Linked DNA regions of Homo sapiens: region 2 is linked to region 1. A link is an interaction called in ENCODE POLR2A ChIA-PET data of the cell type or tissue named here. Cell type or tissue: PC-3. All regions are shown on one strand. Each heading gives the region's core, and the rest is flanking DNA. Links, peaks and the distances in the headings are about the cores only.

Evidence for each region. Peaks named below come from ENCODE experiments on the same cell type or tissue, not always from the same donor. Only the 100,000 strongest peaks of a DNase experiment are listed, where the experiment ranks them.
Region 2: POLR2A ChIA-PET joins it to region 1 with 30 read pairs; 2 of 35 experiments call an interaction of 5 or more read pairs at or near these places.

Annotation. Positions count from the first base shown.
Region 1 is chr19:32,604,166-32,613,461 of GRCh38, reverse strand. It overlaps ANKRD27 (ankyrin repeat domain 27), which reads left to right. Exons shown (of 29, transcript NM_032139.3): 23 at 5,630-5,827; 24 at 7,508-7,627; 25 at 9,038-9,199. It overlaps SNORA68B (small nucleolar RNA, H/ACA box 68B), which reads left to right and starts at 4,993; the gene lies at 4,993-5,125. In PC-3, for the core only: no CTCF peak of the experiment used is centred there; no DNase peak of the experiment used is centred there.
Region 2 is chr19:32,864,794-32,874,040 of GRCh38, reverse strand. SLC7A9 (solute carrier family 7 member 9) reads left to right here and starts at 4,274. Exons shown (of 13, transcript NM_014270.5): 1 at 4,274-4,355; 2 at 5,396-5,593. The coding sequence starts at 5,507. RefSeq lists enhancers at 2,924-3,446, 3,447-3,969, 5,411-5,986. In PC-3, for the core only: no CTCF peak of the experiment used is centred there; no DNase peak of the experiment used is centred there.

The DNA of each region.
Region 1 (9,296 bases), core at 434-8,433:
AGTTTTCATTTTTCTAGGATAAGTGCCCAAGAGTGCAATTGTGGAGTCATATGGTCATTGCATGGCAATTCCATGGTTCATTTTTATAAGGAACTGACAGTCTTTTCCCAAGCAGGCTGTATCATTTTACATGCCCACCAGCGATGTATGAGTGATCCAGTTCCTCCTCGTCCTCCCCAGCACTGGGTGTGGTCATTATTTTCTGTTTTAGCCATTCAGATAGGTGTGTAGTACTATCTCAGTGTGGCCTTAATTTGCATTTCTCTAATGGCTGATGCTGTTGAACAGCTTTTCATGGGCTTATTTGCCATCTGTATATGTTCTTCAGTGAAATGTCTGTTCATTTGTTTTGCCCATTTTCTAATTGGTTTGTTTTTGGCTTTATCGTTGAATTTATATATTCTAGATATGTGGATATTTGTTAGATACGTGCTTTGCAGACATTTTCTTTCAGTCTGTAGCTTGTCTATAATTTCCTCACATGGGCTTTCACAGAGAAAAAGGTTTTTAGACATCTCATTTGTCAGTATTTCCTTTTATGGATTATACTTTTGGTGTCAAGTCTGAGAATTCTTTGCCTTGCTCTAGATTTCCAACTTTCTCCTGTTTTTTTTAAGTTATAATTTTATATTTTATAGTTAAGTCCATGATCCAATTTGTGTTAATTTTTACTCAAAGTGTGAGATTTAGGTTGAGGTTCTTCTTTGTTTTTTCTTGCCTACAAGTGTCCACTTGCGCCAGCACCATTTGTTGAAAAGCCTCTCCTTCCTCCCGTGACTTGCCTTTGCACCTCAGTTGGCTATAGATTGTGTGGATCTATTTCTGGGTTCTCTGTTCTGCTGCATTGATCTATGGGCCCATCCTACCAGTACCGCGCTGTCTTGATGACTGATGCTGTGTAGTAAGCCTCAGTATTGGATTGAATGATTCTTCCTAATTTATTCTTCTTTGCCAGGAATATTTCAGCTATTCTATGGCCTGTGCCTTGCCATGTAAATTTTATTTATTTATTTACCTATTGCTTACTTACTAACTTACTCACTCTTATAGTACCCAGACTGGTCTGAGCTATATCAATTTTAGAATTAGTTTTTGTATGTCTACAAAATACCTTGCTCGGATTTTGATAGGAATTACATTAAACCTATAGATGAACTGGGGAGAAATAACATCATATGACTCAACGTATGTTGAGTCTTCATGAACATGGTACATCTCTCCAAGTATTTAGGCCTTCTTTGACTTCTTTCATCAACATTTTGTGATTTTTTTTCAGCATACAGATCCTGCCTGTGTCATGTTAAGTGTACACCTCAGTATTTCATCTTCTTTCAAGCAGTTGTAAATGGTATTGCATACATAGCATGCATTCATGTGTTAGCTATCTAATTATAGATGTGTATGTCCCATACTAAGAGAATTAGGCTGGGCTCAGTGTCATACACCTGTAATCCCAACACTTTGGGAGGCCGAGGTTAGAGGATCACTTGAGGCCAGGAGTTTGAGACCAGCCTGGCCAACAGAGTAAGACCCTGTCTCTAAGAAACTAAAAATATAAAATAGAAAATAGAAAATGAATTTGGCCGGGCACGATGGCTCACGCCTGTAATCCCAGCACTTTGGGAGGCCGAGGCGGGTAGATCACCTGAGGTCAGGAATTCGAGACCAGCCTGACCAACATGGAGAAACCCCATCCCTACTAAAAATACAAAATTAGCTGGCCGTGGTGGTGCATGCCTGTAATCCCAGCTACTCGGGAGGCTGAGGCAGGAGAATCGCTTGAACCCAGGAGGCGGAGGTTGCGGTGAGCCGAGATCGTGCCATTGCACTCTAGCCTGGGGAACAAGAGTGAAACTCCATCTCAAAAAAAAGAAAATGGATTTGACTTTATAAAATAGATAGAGTGGTGTTAGCCTTTATATTGTAGGATAATTTTACCATTTCTAAAAAGAACTTCAGCGTGGGTGACTCTAAGGATATTGAAAATGACTAAAGTTTTCCCTCACACATTTTTCAGCTGTGAGGTAACATGTACACTGGGGATGTGCACCTTTTGACCTGGCCCCCTGCTGCTGGATGCACATGGTCCAGAACACAATTTCCCCGAGGTGGGTGGCTATGAAAACACAGGATAAGAAAGGCAGATGGTGTTCCCTAGCATCTGGTGGGAAGTGATGAAGCCCTCGGGCCCTCAGTACCTGTGTGTGGCGAGATTGCTGCATCTCCGCTGCTGCTGTTTTTGCCATTTTTCTCCTCCCTGTGTTTTCCCACTTTAATTACACAGTAAAATACTGTGGAACTCAATTGGGTGAAGTCTTAGGTTCCCTGTACTTCTAAAACCTCTTATTCTCTTTTTGTGATTTCTCAAAAAGACACACCACTAAACTGCTTCATGTCTGTGATTAAATGAAAATCCACTCCCCCCATCCTCTTCTAGCCCAGTGATTTATTTTATTTTATTTTATTTTATTTTAATTTTTAGAGATGGGGTTTCACTCTGTCACCCAGGCTGGAGTGCAGTGGCACAATCATAGCTCACTTACAGCTTGGGACTCCTGGGCTCAAGTGATCCTCCTGCCCCAGCCTCCCAAAGTCCTGGAATTACAGGCATGAGCCACCACACCAGGCCTCCAGTGGTGTTTAATGTATTACTTCTTTTTTTTCTTTTTTGAGACGGAGTCTCCCTCTGTCGCCCAGGCTGGAGTACAGTGGTGCAATATTGGCTCACTGCAACCTCTGCCTCTCGGGTTCAAGACATTCTTCTGCCTCAGCCTCCCGAGTAGCTGGGACTACAGGTGCATGCCGCCACACCTGGCTAATTTTTGTATTTTTAGTAGAGACAGGGTTTTGCCATATTGGCCATGCTGGTCTCAAACTCCTGACCTCAAGTGATCCGCTTGCCTCAGCCTCCCAAAGTGCTGGGATTATAGGCATGAGCCACTGCGCTTGGCCTAAACTTTTTTTTTTTTTTTTTTTTTAGAGACGGTCTTGGTCTGTCACCAAGGCCAGAGTGCAGTGTTGCAATCATAGCTCACTGAAGCCTCAAACTCTTGGGCCCAAGGGATCCTTTTGCCTCAGCCTCCCAAATGGTTGGAACTACAGGCACGTACCACCATGCTGGGCTATTTTATTTTATTTATTTATTTATTTTTTGAGACAGGGTCTTGCTCTGTCGCCAGGCTGGAGTGCAGTGGCGCCATCTCGGCTCACTGCAACCTCTGCCTCCTGGGTTCAAGCAATTCTCCTACCTCAGCTTCCTGAGTAGCTGGGACTACAGGCATGCGCCACCATGCCCAGCTAATTTTTGTATTTTTAGTAGAGACGGAGTTTCACCATGTTGGCCAGGATGGTCTCGATCTCTTGACCTCATGATCCACCTGCCTCGGCCTCCCGAAAGTGCTGGCATTACAGGCGTAAGCTACCTTGCTGGCCTATTTTTTTTATTTTTGTAGAGACAGGGTCTTGGCTGTGTTGTCCAGGCTGGTTTCGAACTCCTGGGCCCAAGCGATCCTCCTGCCTCAGCCTCCCAAAGTGCTGAGATTATAGGCGTGAGCCACCACACCCGGTCTCCAGTGGTGTTTTAGAATTTGTTTTTAAATCTTTTATTGAAATATAATTATATACATTATAATTTATATAATTTATATTTACATAAAGCATATGTATTTAAAGTATACAATTTGGCAAGTTTTACAGATATATAAACCTGTGAAACCATCACCACCATCAAGATACACAACGTTTCCCTCACTTGCAAGAGTTTCCTGTGAGATTTTGCCTTCCCCCCCACTATGACCCCCCCATTCCCCCATCGCCTCTCCCAGGCAACCCGTGACCTGCTTTTCATCATCATGGATTAGTTAACACTTTCGAGAATCTTTTGTAAGTGGAATTCTAACGCATGTCCCTTTTCATGTCTGCCTTCTTTGACTCAGGATATTTTTGAGACCCATGTTGGATCAGGAGTTCATTGCTGGATAGTAGTTGATTGGGTGGACACACCAGAATTTGTTGTTTCATTCACCTGTTAATGGACATCTGAGTAGTTTTCCTGCTTCTGGATTTGTAAATAAAGCCATTGTGAACATTTGTGTACAGGCCTTTGTGTGGATATATACGTTGGTGGGTAAACACCTAGGAGTTACAGGCCTTTGTGTGGATATATACGTTGTTGGGTAAACACCTAGGAGTATAATTGCTGGATTATATAGTAAGGATATGTTTAACCTTAAAAGAAACTGCCAGTTTTCCAAAGTGGTTGGAGTAGTTTCTGTTCCCTCCAGCAGGGTTTGAGCATTCCAGTTGCTCCACATCCCTGCCAACATTTGGTATTTTGACTTTTTTTTTTTTTTTTGGAGATGGAGTCTCGCTCTGTTGCCCAGCCTAGCCAACGTGGCAAAACCCTGTCTCTACTACAAATACAAAAATCAGCCAGGTGTGGTGGCACACGCCTGTAATCCCAGCTACTTGGGAGGCTGAGGCAGGAGAATTCGCTTGAACCGGAGAGGCAGAGATTGCAGTGAGCCAGGCTGGATGGAGTGCAGTGGTGTGATCTTGGCTCACTGCAACCTTCGCCTCCTGGGTTTGAGCGATTCTACAGCCCAATGCATGCCTGTAATGTAGCTGGGATTACAGGCAGGTGCCGCCACACCTGGGTAATTTTTGTATTTTTGGTAGAGACGGGGTTTCACCATGTTGGCCAGGATGGTCTAGAACTCCTGACCTCAGGTGATCTGCCCACCTCGGACTCTCAAAGTGTTGGGATTACAGGCATGAGCCACTGTGCCCAGCCTTGAGTTTTTAACTTTAGCCATTCTGATAAATATGCAGGGTATTTCATTTAGTGTGTGTATGTATGTGCACATGTGTGTTTTCCAGCTTCTTTTTTATTTTTGAGATATAATTTACATATAATAAAATTCAGCCTTTAATTTAGCATACAGTTTTTTTTTTTAAAGAGGTAACATTTTTAATCATCAAAAAGTAAAATTATTCTCACCTAAACCCAAGAATCACTGTTTCTTATAGCGGTGGTTTAAACAGAGGTGCAAACAGCAAGTGAATCTCGTCGCCTTTGCGGGGCTGTGGCCATGCCCCTCAAAGGAAATTTGGAGGCTCTACAGCCCTGGTGAAAAAAAAAAAAGTGAAATTAGCCAGGTACAGTGGCATACATCTGCAGTCTCAGCACTTTGGGAGGCTGAGGTGGGAGGACCACATGAACCTGGGAGTTCAAGACCAGCCTGGGCCAGCTGGTGAGACCCCATCTCTACAAAAAAAAAAAAAAAAAAAAATTAGCTGGGCACAATGGCTTGCACCTGTGGACCTAGCTACTTGGGAGGCTGAGGCGGGAGGATCACTTGAGCCTAGGAGGTCGAGGCTGTAGTGAGCCATGATGGTGGTGCCACTGCACTCCAGCCTGGGCAACAGAGTGAGACCCTGTCTCAAAAAAAAAAAAAGGAAGTTGTTTTTTGGCATGCCACATACTTCTAAACAAATTGGAATCCATCCTGGATCCCGCCATGATCCCGCATTGTGTGTGGGAGCTGTGGGGGGCACATGGTGCCAATCACTCCAGCCCAGTTTCTTCAATACTGATGACGTTTGTGTTTCCATCTTCTGCGCTTCCCAGAGGCTGGCGAAGGTTCCTGCCAGTGGGCTTGGTGTGAACGTGACCAGCCAGGACGGCTCCTCCCCGCTGCATGTCGCCGCCCTGCACGGCCGGGCGGACCTCATCCCCCTCCTGCTGAAGCACGGGGCCAACGCAGGTGCCAGGAACGCAGACCAAGCCGTCCCGCTCCACCTGGCCTGCCAGCAGGGCCACTTTCAGGTTCGGGCTGTGTGTTGGGGGTGGTGGAGCAGGGTGTCTGCTTTGGGCTAGGACCTTGTGCTTGGTAGGAACGCTGCAGGGGTTTGGTGGCTACCCTGGAGGACACTGCTCCCCCGAGCCCTGAGATTCTGAGGTGCACACGGTAGGCCACTCAGCCTCGGAGCACAGAGCCTTGATGCTCCCTGGGGGTGGAGCCAGTCCCTGCCCCACTGCCACTCCCATCTGGGTGATACCGAGGTTGTCATTCTGATTCTTGCCCCCAGCAGGATCTGGCTCTTGAGCTCGTGTGGTGGCCACCGAGCACTGTCCCCATGGTCATCTTACCACCTTTACACCCCGACAGTGCCTTGCTCTGGGCCAAACAGTTCAGCACTTCATAAAGAACAGTCAGGGCCCCATAGAGGGGCTCAAGGAAGAATTTTGAATTTTGGAGTGATTAACTTTTTGAAAGTGCTGGGGTTTTTTGCCTTTTTTTTTTTTTTTTTTTTTTAAGACATCACCTTGCTCTGTCTCCCAGGCTGGAGCGTGGGAGTGCAGTGGTGCAATCTCAGCTCACACTGCAGCCTCAATCTCCTGGGCTCAAACAATCCTCCCATCTCAGCCTCCCTCCCTAGTAGCTGGGACCACAGGCGTGCACCACCACACCTAGATAAATTTTTCTTTTTTTTTTTTTTTTTTTTTTTTTTTTTTTTTTTGTGGAGATGGGGTTTCACCATGTTGTCCAGACTGGTGTTGAACTCCTGAGCTCAAGCGATCCTCCCACCTTGGCTTCCCAAAGTACTGGGATTACAGGGATGAGCCACAGCACCAGGCCCTGCTTTTCTTTAAGGAAAACTGTGTGTATATTTTTTCATTTTCCTTTATCAGTTCTACTGTTAACTTTTTAAAGAAAGGAGCCATATTTCAGGTCTTGCATCTCTCTCGCCAACACCTAGCATAGAGCTTCAGGCATGGCTTTCCTAATCTGTAAATTCGGAGTGGCGATTGCAGCTCTCCCTGAGGTAGAAAGGATAGAAAGGTGAAGTGAGATCACTGTCGCCCAGCACATCGGGTGAAGTGAGATCACTGTCACCCTGCGCTTCAACCGCACAGAGCAGCCCCGCAGCAGATGGTAGCCCTCCCCTCTTCACCTGGTCCCTTTTCTCCTGAGAGTCTAAAGTCTTCTCAATAAGCTCAGAGACGGCTGGGCGTGGTGGCTCATGCCTGTAATCCCAGCATTTTGGGAGGCCGAGACGGGTGGATCACCTGAGGTCAAGAGTTCGAGGCCAGCCCTGCCAACATGGTGAAACCCCGTCTCTACTGAAAATACAGAAAATTAGCCAAGCGTGGTGGCAGGCGCCTGTAGTCCCAGCTGCTCAGGAGGCTGAGGCGTGAGAATCAGTTGAACCTGGGAGGCGGAGGCTGGAGTAAGCCAAGATCACGCCACTGCACTCCAGCCTGGGCGACAGAGCGAGACTCTGTCTGGAAAAAAAAAAAAAAAAAAGAAAGAAAAACCAAAAAGAACAACAACAAAAAAATAAGCTCAGAGACAAGTCAAAAGAATATCAAACTTGAGCATTTCTCTCCAGAAACTTTGTTTTCTTATTTTATTTATTTATTTATTTATTTTTCATAATTTTTCTCTGGCAGGAAATGACAGAAATTTTGATTAAGTTTGCACGTTTTCCTTCTCTGGCCCAGGTGGTGAAGTGTCTGTTAGATTCGAATGCAAAACCCAATAAGAAGGACCTCAGTGGAAACACGCCCCTCATTTACGCCTGCTCCGGTGGCCATCACGAGCTTGTGGCACTGCTGCTACAGGTGAGGGCCCCTTCCTGTCCTCATTCTACACACCTGCGCCAGTTAACAGGGCGCCTCCACCCAGCGACCCCCGCAGCGCACTGGGGATGGAGAGGCCCGGCCACCCATCAACCCCAGGCCTCTGGGGAGAGGAGCAGGGCGTGCGTCTTCCCACACGGGGTTCTCCGATGGGAACAGATGGTGCCCCAGCATCTGGGATGCGGTCTCAAGGGCTCCGACGCTGCTTTTGCCAAGGGTTTGGGTCTCACCTCACCGACCGGGAATGTGTCACGCTGTTACCTGAGCATGGGCTGAGTGGCCGCCTCTGTCCCTGCTGCTCTTGAAAAAGGTTATGTGAATGCATTAGAATTTCTTAAAGAAGTAGGGAAAAACCAACCTGTCCATGACTGTGCTACTCAAGGGAAACTCATTATGGTGGACTTTTGACAAATGTGTATAGTTTCAGTGTTATTTATTAATTTTTTTTTGAGACAAGGTCTTGCTCTGTGGCCCAGGCTGGAATGCAATGGCACCCTCACAGCTCACTGCAGCCTCAGTCTCCCAGGCTCAGGTGCCTCAGCCTCCCAGCTAACTGGGACTACAGATACATACCACTGCACCTGGCTAGTTTTTGCTGTTTGTTTTTAGTAGAGATGGGGGTCTCACTATGTTGCCCAGGCTGGTCTCAAACTCCTGAGCTCCAACGATCCTCTTGCACTGGCCTCCTAAAGTGCTGGATTACGGGTGTAAGCCACGGGGCCTCGCCAAGTATTGTTTTCTCTTTTTCCGAGATGGAGTCTCGCTCTGTCACCTAGGAATGCAGTGGCTTACTCTCAGCTCACTGCAACCTCTGCCTCCGGGGTTCAAGCGATTCTCCTGCCTCAGCCTCCCGAATAGCTGGAACTACAGGCGCCCACCACCATGCCCAGCTAATTTTTTTGTTTTTTGGTGTTTTTTTTTAGTAGAGATGGGATTTCACTATGTTGGCCAGGCTGGTCTTGAACTCCTGACCTCAGGTGATCCACCTGCCTCTGCCTCCCAAAGTGCTGGGATTATAGGCATGGGCCACTGTGCCTGGCCCCAAGTATTGTTTTCTGTCTTAATGTTATTTAATGTAGAAACTTATTTACTCAAACTTTGATTTTTAATGGTTGCATAACTATGGATATACCATAGTGATTTTTTTGAACCTGTTTCTGCTCTGTACATTTAAGTGGCTTCTGTTTTCTCTGCTATTAGGATAAATGCTGCAGCGAACTCTTTGTCTATAAATCTTTTTTTCTCAGTATTACTTTTCCTCCCCAAATTTTAAGGAAACTTTCAGACATAAAAAAAACAATGTGTTTTATAGCGAATACCTGTATACCCACAGCCAGATTCCATGCTGACGTTTCGTAGCGTTCCTTTTGATCGTGTGGTTTCTCTTTCCAGCACGGGGCCTCCATTAACGCTTCTAACAATAAGGGCAACACAGCGCTGCACGAGGCTGTGATTGAAAAGCACGTCTTCGTGGTAGAGCTGCTTCTGCTCCACGGAGCGTCAGTTCAGGTGCTGAACAAGCGGCAGCGCACGGCTGTAGACTGTGCTGAACAGGTAGGTGGAGAGGGTCGAAGAGCCGAGGGAATCCTGAGCTCCTCACAGCTCCCTCTGGATCCCTTTGTTTAAGCTGGATCTAAAATAGCAACACCTG
Region 2 (9,247 bases), core at 1,248-9,247, 260 kb before region 1:
GCCTCCCAAGAGTAGCTGGGACTATAGGTGCACACCATCATGCCTGGATAATATTTTTAAATTCTTTTCGTAAAGACAGGCGCTCGCTATGTTGCCCAGGTTGGTCTCAAACTCCTGGCCTCAAACAGTCTCCCTGCCTCGGCCTCACAAAGTGCTGAGATTACAGGCGCACAGCCACAGCACCCGGCCCCCAAAATAGTAACTCTTTATTAAAGATGTTTGATGACACAGAACCCTCTTTCCCCAAAATCAGCAGCGATCACAACTTTCATCATGTGTGGCCACCGTGGTTGAGAAAAGAGGCAGCGACCATGAATCGTGACGAGGTCGGTGGGGAAGGGAGCAGGATGGGAAGTCGTGTTTTGACAGCATGCTGCAACTGTCTTCCCCACGCAGGTTATTTAATGCAAAACCATATTACTTGGAACACATAAAAATGATGGACAAAGTTCGAAGGCAGAATTGTACTATTCCAATAGTTGTTGGATATATATAGATTGTTCCTAGATAAGAGTTTTGAAATTATGTTTATGCTTTCCTTGCTAATTGTTTTATGGCTAGACAGCACGTCCCTGACATCGAAAGGCTTTGCACATCGCTAACTCATCACAAGTTCTTCTGGTTGGAATTCAGGTAGTAAGGGAACAAACAACTCTTCTATCTGTGGTAGTATGCCAGTTATTTCTGTCTTTTGGGTCCCCCTCCAAATCCCCAACTGCTACCGTCAGCAGCAGTGGGAAGGAATACAAGACCGAGTGAACTTAATGAATAGGAGAAGGTGAAAACTTGAAGGCAGGTCTGGAACAAGCTTTCAGCGGTAAAGGAAGATTCAGCCTCTGCCTGAATGTTTGCCCAAGACCTTGCCTCTGTCACGAGGACAGTGAATTAGAGAACAAGGCACCCAGCTGGGCAGCCCAGAGGCTGTGCAGAAATGGACTGACACTATGGGATTAAAGACGTCTTTAAAACCATCACAGGAGGCCAGGTGCAATGGCTTACGCCTGTAATCTCAGCACTTTGAGAGGCTGAAATGGGAGGATCACTTGAGCCCAAGAGGTCAAGGCTGGAGTGAGCCATGATCACGCCATTGCACTCTAGCATGGGAGCAAGAGACCCTGTCTCAGACACAAACCATCACAGGAGAAGGAAATGTTGGGGCTCAGGACACACCACCCCCAAAATATGACTGTAGGAGACTAGATATATATCACCCCAAATTATACTTCTTTGGAATATTTTGAGCTGGTTATTCTGAGAAACTGCAGACACAACAGGTGTAGCTCTGAAAAGCTGCCCTTTGCAAAAGAAATGTATGTCATGAAGGAAATCTACATTAGTACAAGTATCTGTACCAGGAAGAGACAACTTTTATTACCTGAGAGACTTATATCTGCATAACAAGACGACCTTTATTCGCCATGCATTTCCTCCCCTCACCATCCCATTACTAGTCCCTACCTGCCCCAGAAGCCCCAAGCCCCTAATCCTTATATAGCTCAGGATGCTATATAGGGTTTAGTCATCTGGCCCTTCTTCAAGTCTCTTGTTTTGTGGGACTCAGTTGCATATACACATAATTAAAACAGTTTTCCTCCCATTAGTCTCAATTCGAAGCCCAACCAAAGAACCCAAAAGGGTGGAGAGAAGCATTTTACCCTCCCCAACTGAAATCAAATGTGCACCAAATATAAGATAAAATGTAGATGGTGTGAAGATCTTCACACTGCAAGCATTTTTGCAATCGGAAGGGAAAAAGCACGGGTTGAAAATGAAGGTCAAGAGTCTTTAGCAGAAACTTAAGAAATAGAGTGGTTGGGCGGGTGTGGTGGCTCACACCTGTAATCCCAGCACTTTGGGAGGCTGAAGCGGGTGGATTACTTGAGGTCAGGAGTTCAAGATCAGCCTGGCCAACATGATGAAACCCTGTCTCTACTAAAAATACAAAAATTAGCCGGGTATATTGTCACACATGTAGTACCAGCTACTCGGGAGGCTGAGGGAGGAGAATCGCTTGAACCTGGGAGGCGGAGGTTGCAGTGAGCTGAGATCATGACACTGCACTCCAGCCTGGGTGACACAGCAAGTCTCAAAAATAAATAAATAAAATGGTAAAAATGACAGTAGGATTTGCGCTTTGGGAGGCCGAGGCAGGTGGATCACTTGAGGTCAGGAGTTCAAGACCAACCTGGCCAACATGGTGAAACCCCATCTCTACTAAAAATACAAAAATTAGCCAGGCATGGTGGTGGATGCCTGTAATCCCAGCTACTCAGGAGGCTGAGACAGGAGAATCACTTGAACCCAGGAGGCAGAGGTTGCAGTGAGCTGAGATCGTGCCACTGCACTCCAGCCTGGGCGACAGAGTGAGGCTCCATCTAAAAAAAAAAAAATTGACAGCAGGGAGGTGAAACTTCAGTCACATGGCAGAAGCACTGGATACACAATGAACCAATGGTCTTCAAGAACTGAGGAAAATTTTGCTTTTTAAATGAAATCCGTATTATTTTCCATGAGGAAGAGCTTATGAGAATTACTTGAATACTTTCTGTGTATTCAAGGGAGGGAGAGGGTGGGACTGCGGTGAAAAACACAACTTTAAGAAACAGGCTTAAGAAATGCTCACCGTGGACCCAAAATGAACTGAAGTGGAGGTTTCTGACTTAACAAAGGACCCTCACATCCCGATGTTCCAGACTCGGCACTTGGAAGAGGCCCAGGAAGACCAGAGGGCTGGTCCCGGACATTCATGGAACATGCAAGTTCAGTGTGTTCCGTGAGGAGGCGCCTGTTGCTCGCCCTGCGTCGCAGGTTCAGACCCTGATCCTGGCAGTGCTGCCTGAGCCCATGTGGGTAGTGGGTGAGGTTGCAGGGCTGTCTGGCCCCAGCGGGGGACCACTGCCCCACCCTGATGTCCTCACGTGGTCTCCTGTCAGCCTGCCAGGAGCACTTTTGACCCAGGGGGTATTCTGTGGTGTTTTGCAAACATGGATGTGCCAGGTACTATGATGAGTGCTGCAACATTAGGAGGAGTGACCCCAGCAAGCCGGTGGGCAGGTTCTGTCTAGGGTGGCAGGACCTGCCACTAGCCTCTCTGCTCAGGGCTCTGGGCATGGCAGGCAGGTAAACAGGTGGGCCCTCCCAAGATGGGAGGTGACGAACTTCTAAATCAGGACCGTGCCTCTGGGACAACAAGGGTCCCTGTGCTCTGCAGACGGCTTTCAGAGAAACCTGTGCCTCTCTCAGGTCTGCTTGCCCCAAACTGCTCCCAAACTGACCCCCAGAGACTGGCCCAGCTCCTTCCATCCCTGACCTTTGCTTCCATCTGATATCTGGGATGCAGTTAAGTTTGGCCCAAGGCAAAGCTACCAGAGTTTTGGCTGAAGGTAACAGCTACGATGCTTCAGATGCAGTGCTTATGCTGTGCCAGGCTGTCTCATAAGGTCTCATAAGGTGCTTCCTTCCCTATCTGAAAGGGCTTCGTGCTGACCCCTGAGGCTGCCGCCTGAGCCTAGGTCCAATCGCAGTGCGGGAGAACCTCTGCTCCCTCCCAGAGAGATCCAGACCCTGGCAGCCCTGGATGCGGACCGGAGCTTCCTGGCCTTGTGTTGCCTGTCCCCCTCCGTTTCCCCGAAGGGGAAGGTTTTGTGTCCCTTGTGATGAGCCAGGACATGGCTACGTGAACAGCACCACAGCCAAACCTGATGGGCATTTGGCCGCAGCTGCAGGGAGGACACGAGGCCCTGCATTGCCTCAGGCCTGCTTGTGATTCCAAGTGGTGAAGCCCCATCACTGGTAAAGAGGAGTGGGACGGGCTCAGCCGCTCTCACCTGCTCAGCCAGAGGCAGGCCCTTGGCTTGGGGGAAATTCCTGGGCGGGGAGGAAACTGACCAACAGCTGAGTTACGCACACACAGCGGTTCCTGTTTGAGCTGCCTGACTTGGGTTTTAAATATAGCCTATTAAGGCAATTAGCGAATTGGTTCCAAAGTTTATCTCCTCTGATTCCCAAAGATAAAAGAAGGCATAATTTATTTTATCTTTAGGTAAAAAGTGTAGACGATTTGGGACCATCTGGTTTTAAAAAAATAATCTGACCTAGACACAAATGAACAAAACAAAAACGGTTTTGGAGAGAAATTGGTGTTCCTGACCCTCCCCTTTTTTGTGTGGCGTATCTAAGCTTCATTGCAAAAAAAAAAAAAAAGGTGTTTAATAATTACCCTTATTGACCTCTGTACCTTCTGGACTTCCTTTGCTCCTGGGCACAAGACATGGCCATTTCTAGGGTTGGACCGTGCAGGCACGGGCGGTCAGCTGGGCCGCAGCTCCTCCGGCTCTGCAGGGTCACGGAGGAAGGTAAGTAAGGTCAGTAGGTGATAGAAAGGCTCATGGCTCTCCTGGCCGGGGCCTGGACAGATAATTTATTTAGAGAGAGGGTACAGGAGTGCATGGTTTTCTCCTAGTTCAGTCTGGAACTGGGTTTCCTCGGCAATGTTTTCTTTCCTTTCATCACTCAATGAAAAAGTACCTGGCCAGGCGTGGTGGCTCACCCCTGAAATCCCAGCCCTTTGGGAGGCCGAGGTGGAAGGACTGCTTGAGGCCAGCCGGGGCAAATAGCAACACTCCCGTCTTTATAAAAAATATTGTAAAAATTTAAAAAGTACAAAGAAAAAGTACCTGTATTGTGGATCTGTGATGTATGGGAGTGCCTTTAATCTTGGGAAGGAATTATAAGACAGACACTCCTTACCTGGACTTGATTCTGATAAATACATTCCACAATATTTTCATTTTTTAATTTTTTATATATATATTTTTTGAAACAGAATCTCGCTCTGTGGCCCAGGCTGGAGTGCAGTGGCATGATCTTGGCTCACTGCAGCCTCTGCCTCCAGGGTTCAAGTGCTTCTCTTGCCTCAGCCTCCCGAGTAGCTGGGATTAACAGGCACCCACCACCACACCCAGCTAATTTTTTTTTTTTTTTTTTTGCATTTTTAGTAGAGACGGGGTTCGCCATGTTAGCCAGGCTGGTCTCAAACTCCTGGGCTCAAGTGATCCACCCACCTCGGCCTCCGAAAGTGCTGGGATTACAGACCTGAGCCACTGTGCCCAGCCCGGGATGTTGTTAAATATTTCTTTTTACTTTTGAAAAAAAATGAAGTTGACCATAGAGGTAGAATGACTTTCAAGGCACAGGCACGTGGGCCAGGAGGCTCCCGGGGCCTGTCTGGGAGAGAGCTAAGCAAGCAGCTGAGCTTTGGAGAGCAGCGGGGAGCTGTGTTCCCCTGCCTGGACAATGTTAATGACTGACTTTGACTCTGGGGCCCAGCGCATGAGCCCTGAGGGACTGGCAGCGGCCCCCACCTGCAGCAATAACCAACACTGTGCTTTTGCAGCCAGCTCCCCTAGTCCAGGCCGAGCTTGCACTTGCGTCTTGTCTGCTGCTGCTGAACCAAGATTTAGCTGTGCGCCCTCCTTGCAGTCTCCTGGAACCAGCAGGAGGAAACATGGGGGATACTGGCCTGAGAAAGCGGAGAGAGGATGAGAAGTCGATCCAGAGCCAAGAGCCTAAGACCACCAGTCTCCAAAAGGAGGTAAGGCGGTCTCTGGTGGGGCAGGCCCTTTGCAGGTTAGGCAAGGGCGTCTGAACGAGGGGCGCAGGCAGTGAAATCCGGGCCGATCCCTAGTGACACGGCAGAAGATGTACTCTTTGATTTGTGAAGTACATCTTTAAAGGGATAATCTCTGGACTTACTTCTCTTTCCCTCTCGCCAGGGAATTCTGCATCTTCTTTTTTTTTTTTTTTTTTTTGAGATGGAGTGTTGCTCTGTCACCCAGGCTAGAGTGCAGTGCTGCCATCTCGGCTCAATGCAACCTTCACCTCCCCGGTTCAAGGGATTCTTCTGACTCAGCCTCCCGAGTAGCTGGGATTACAAGCACCCGCCACCATACCCGGCTAATTTTTGTATTTTTAGTAGAGACAGGGTTTCACCATGTTGGCCAGGCTGGTCTCAGACTCTTGGCCTCAGGTGATCCTCCCAAAGTGCTGGGATTACAGGCGTGTGCCACTGCACTCGGCTGCATATTCTTTTTTTTTTTTTTTTTTTTTTTTGAGACAGAGTCTTGCTCTGTCACCCAGGCTGGAGTGCAGTGGTATGATCTCAGCTCACTGCAACCTCCGCTTCCTGGGTTCAAGCAGCTCCTGAGTAGCTGGGACTACAGGCATGTGCCACTACGCCTGGCTAATTTTTGTATTTTCAGTAGAGACGAGGTTTCACCATATTGGCCAGGCTGGTCTCCAATTCCTGGCCTCAAGTGATCCGCCCACCTCGGCCTCCCAAAGTGTTGGGATTACAGGCATGAGCCAACTTGCCCGGCCCGCATATTATTTTAAGTTCATAAATAGGTGCTTTTGTGTGTTGAGCAAGTGTCTAGACGGGCCAGTATTTTTGTTCAAACTAATGGCCTTTCCAGGAATGGTCAGAAAGGGCGTTCTTTTTAAAAATTTTTAAAAAAATTTTTTTAGAGTCAGGGTCTTACTCTGTCACCCAGGCTGGAGTGCAGTGGTGCAATCATAGCTCACTGCAGCGTCAACCTCCTGGACTCAAGCAATCCTCCTGCCTCAGCCTCCTGAGTAGCTGGGACTACAGGAGCACACCACCATGCTCTGCCAAATTTTTAACTTTTCAAAAAAATTCTTTCTGTAGAGTCAGTATCTTGCTGTGTTGCCCAGGCTGGTCTGGAACTCCCGGGCTCAAGCGATCCTCCCACCTCAGGCTCCCAAAGTGCTGGGATTATAGGCGTGAGTCGCTGTGCCCAGCCAGAGAGGGCGTTCTGATGGTTGAGTCCCCTCTAAATGCCTGTCCTCCTTATATCTGAATGGCTGTAGTGATGGGAAGTACTGCCCCCAGCATAGCCTGTTCTGTCTTAGAGGCATCTACCAGGGACAGCTGCTCTGAGTTGGGCTGCAGTGAGCAGCTGGGGCTGGCCCTGGGCCTGCAGGGAAAGGGAGCTTGGGGCTGGGGGGAAGGCAGAAAGGAGCTCAACACAGCACACTGCGCCAGTCCCAGGCAGTTGGGAGCAGCAGGTGCTGAGCATGGAGGCGCAGGGAGGGCTTCAGGCTCCTAGGATGAGGAAAGGCAGCTCCAGGTGAGCTCAGGATGGCTTCCGCTTCCAGGGCAGAGGTGTGGGCAGGGCCTCCGAGAGCTCCCATGCCTGGCAGCAGAGGGGATGGAGGAGGGACGGCACCAAGGCTTTAGGGCTTGACCGGAGGGCTGGCAATGGCCTGAATGGCTTGGCCTGGGACCCCCAGGAGGTAGACGATGGGCTGCAGCACTTTCCCTCTCTGCCAGTCTCAGGCCTGATCTCAGGAAGGGCCTCTTAGAACCCTGGTGGGCCCCAGTGGCCACAGAGCACAGCTGAGAAATCCCCAAGATGTGTCTTCTGAGCTGGGGACAGGTGTGGCGGCACACGCCTGTAACCTTAGCACTTTGGGAGGCTGAGGTGGGAGGATCCCTTGAGCCCAGGAGATCGAGGCTGCAGTGAGTCATGATCGCGCCATTGCACTCCAAGCCTGGGTGACAGAGCGAGACCCTGACTCTAAAAACCAAAAATCTGAGCTGGGTCTACTCCTCAGTCAGGCAGCTTCAGGGCGAATGCAGACCTCACCCACATCAGAACCCAGGCAGTCCCTCAGCAGGAGGGAGGATTCTGGAGCCAAACTGCCAGTCCTGGGCAGGGCTGAGATGAGGAGGAGAGCTGAGCCCATCCCCGCCCTGTCCTGGAAGTGCGCCCTGGCCCTGAAAGCAGACGCTGCTCCCCAGGGATCCCACTGGTGTGTGCAGAGTCCTCAGGGTGGCAGCCTGCAGCTGGGAGCCCCTCATCCCCTGCGATCTGACTCCAAGCCCAGCTTCTTCCCAGACAGGTGAACATGGGTGCTGGAAACTTCAGGCTCTGGAGATCTGGCCGGGGCTGCTTCTGAGGACGAGTGTTATGAGTAGGGCTTGAGTTGGACTTTTTTTTCCTCCTTGATTGGTGTGTAATTTACATACAGTGTAATGTGCAGGTTTTTTTTTTTTTTTTTGAGACAGTCTCACTGTCACCCAGGCTGGAGTGATTGTAGTGGCTCACTGCAACCTCTGCCTCATGGGTTCAAGAGATTCTCCTGCCTCAGCCTCCTAAGTAGCTAGGAACAGGTGTGCACCAAAATGCCTGGCTGATTTTTGTATTTTTTAGTAGAAACGGGGTTTCTCCATGCTGGCCAGGCTGGTCTCCCACTCCCAACCTCAGGTGATCCGCCTGCCTCGGCCTCCCAAAGTGCTGGGATTACAGGCATAAACCACTGCACCTGGTCGAAATGTACAGCTCTTTAGTGCTGAGTTTGGTGAGTTTTGACAGATGTACCACCCCAGAAAGCTCCCTCGTGCCCCTTTCTAGGCAGGGCCCCAGCCCTGAATTCCTGTGGCTGTGGATTAGTTTCACCTGTTCTTGAACTTCACAGGCATGGAACCATCTGGTGTCTCTTTGAGCTGGGTTCTGTTCTCAGAAAGCTCCCATCCTAGCAAATGGCACTGGGCCAGGCACGGCGGCTTACGCCTGCAATCCCAGCACTTTGGGAGGCTGAGTTGGGAGGATTGTTTGAGCCCAGGAGTTCGAGGCTGCAGTGAGCCATGATCTCACCTCTGTGCTCCAGCCTGGGTGACAGAGAGAGATCTGACTCTAAATAAATAAGTAAATAAAAATAAGATAAAAGAAAATGGCACCACAGAAAGTTCAGAGTGCCCAAATGTTTCTGTTTCTGGGAGGCCTCCGTTGCTCACCCTGCATGGAGCCTCTGGCCAGGACTCTAGGCTCAGAGGCGTATCCCGAGGGCCTTTCTTATTGGTGAGCTGTTGCCAAGTCAGCCTTTTCATTGAGGGCACAGGATCACGGTTAGGCACGTGGAACCTGAGCCAGGTTTCCCCCTCTCTAGCTGTAAACCCCGGACAGCCTCCTAATCTTTCTGTGCCTCAGCGTCCTCCTCTGTCCATGGGGGTGACACAGTGTGGCCAGCTCGCGGGGCTGTCACGATAATTAATCACGTTAACATAAGCAAAGCTCCGGGAGCGGTGCCCCGGTGTTGCCAGGGCAGCCGCTCAGGGTGGAAGCGCCTGGGACATGGGCTTTGGCTGGGGCCGCCCTGGCCGTACCGAGGGAGGGTGGCACCTGGCCTTCTGGGCTGGGTCCGGGCGTGGCACTAACGCCCTCTT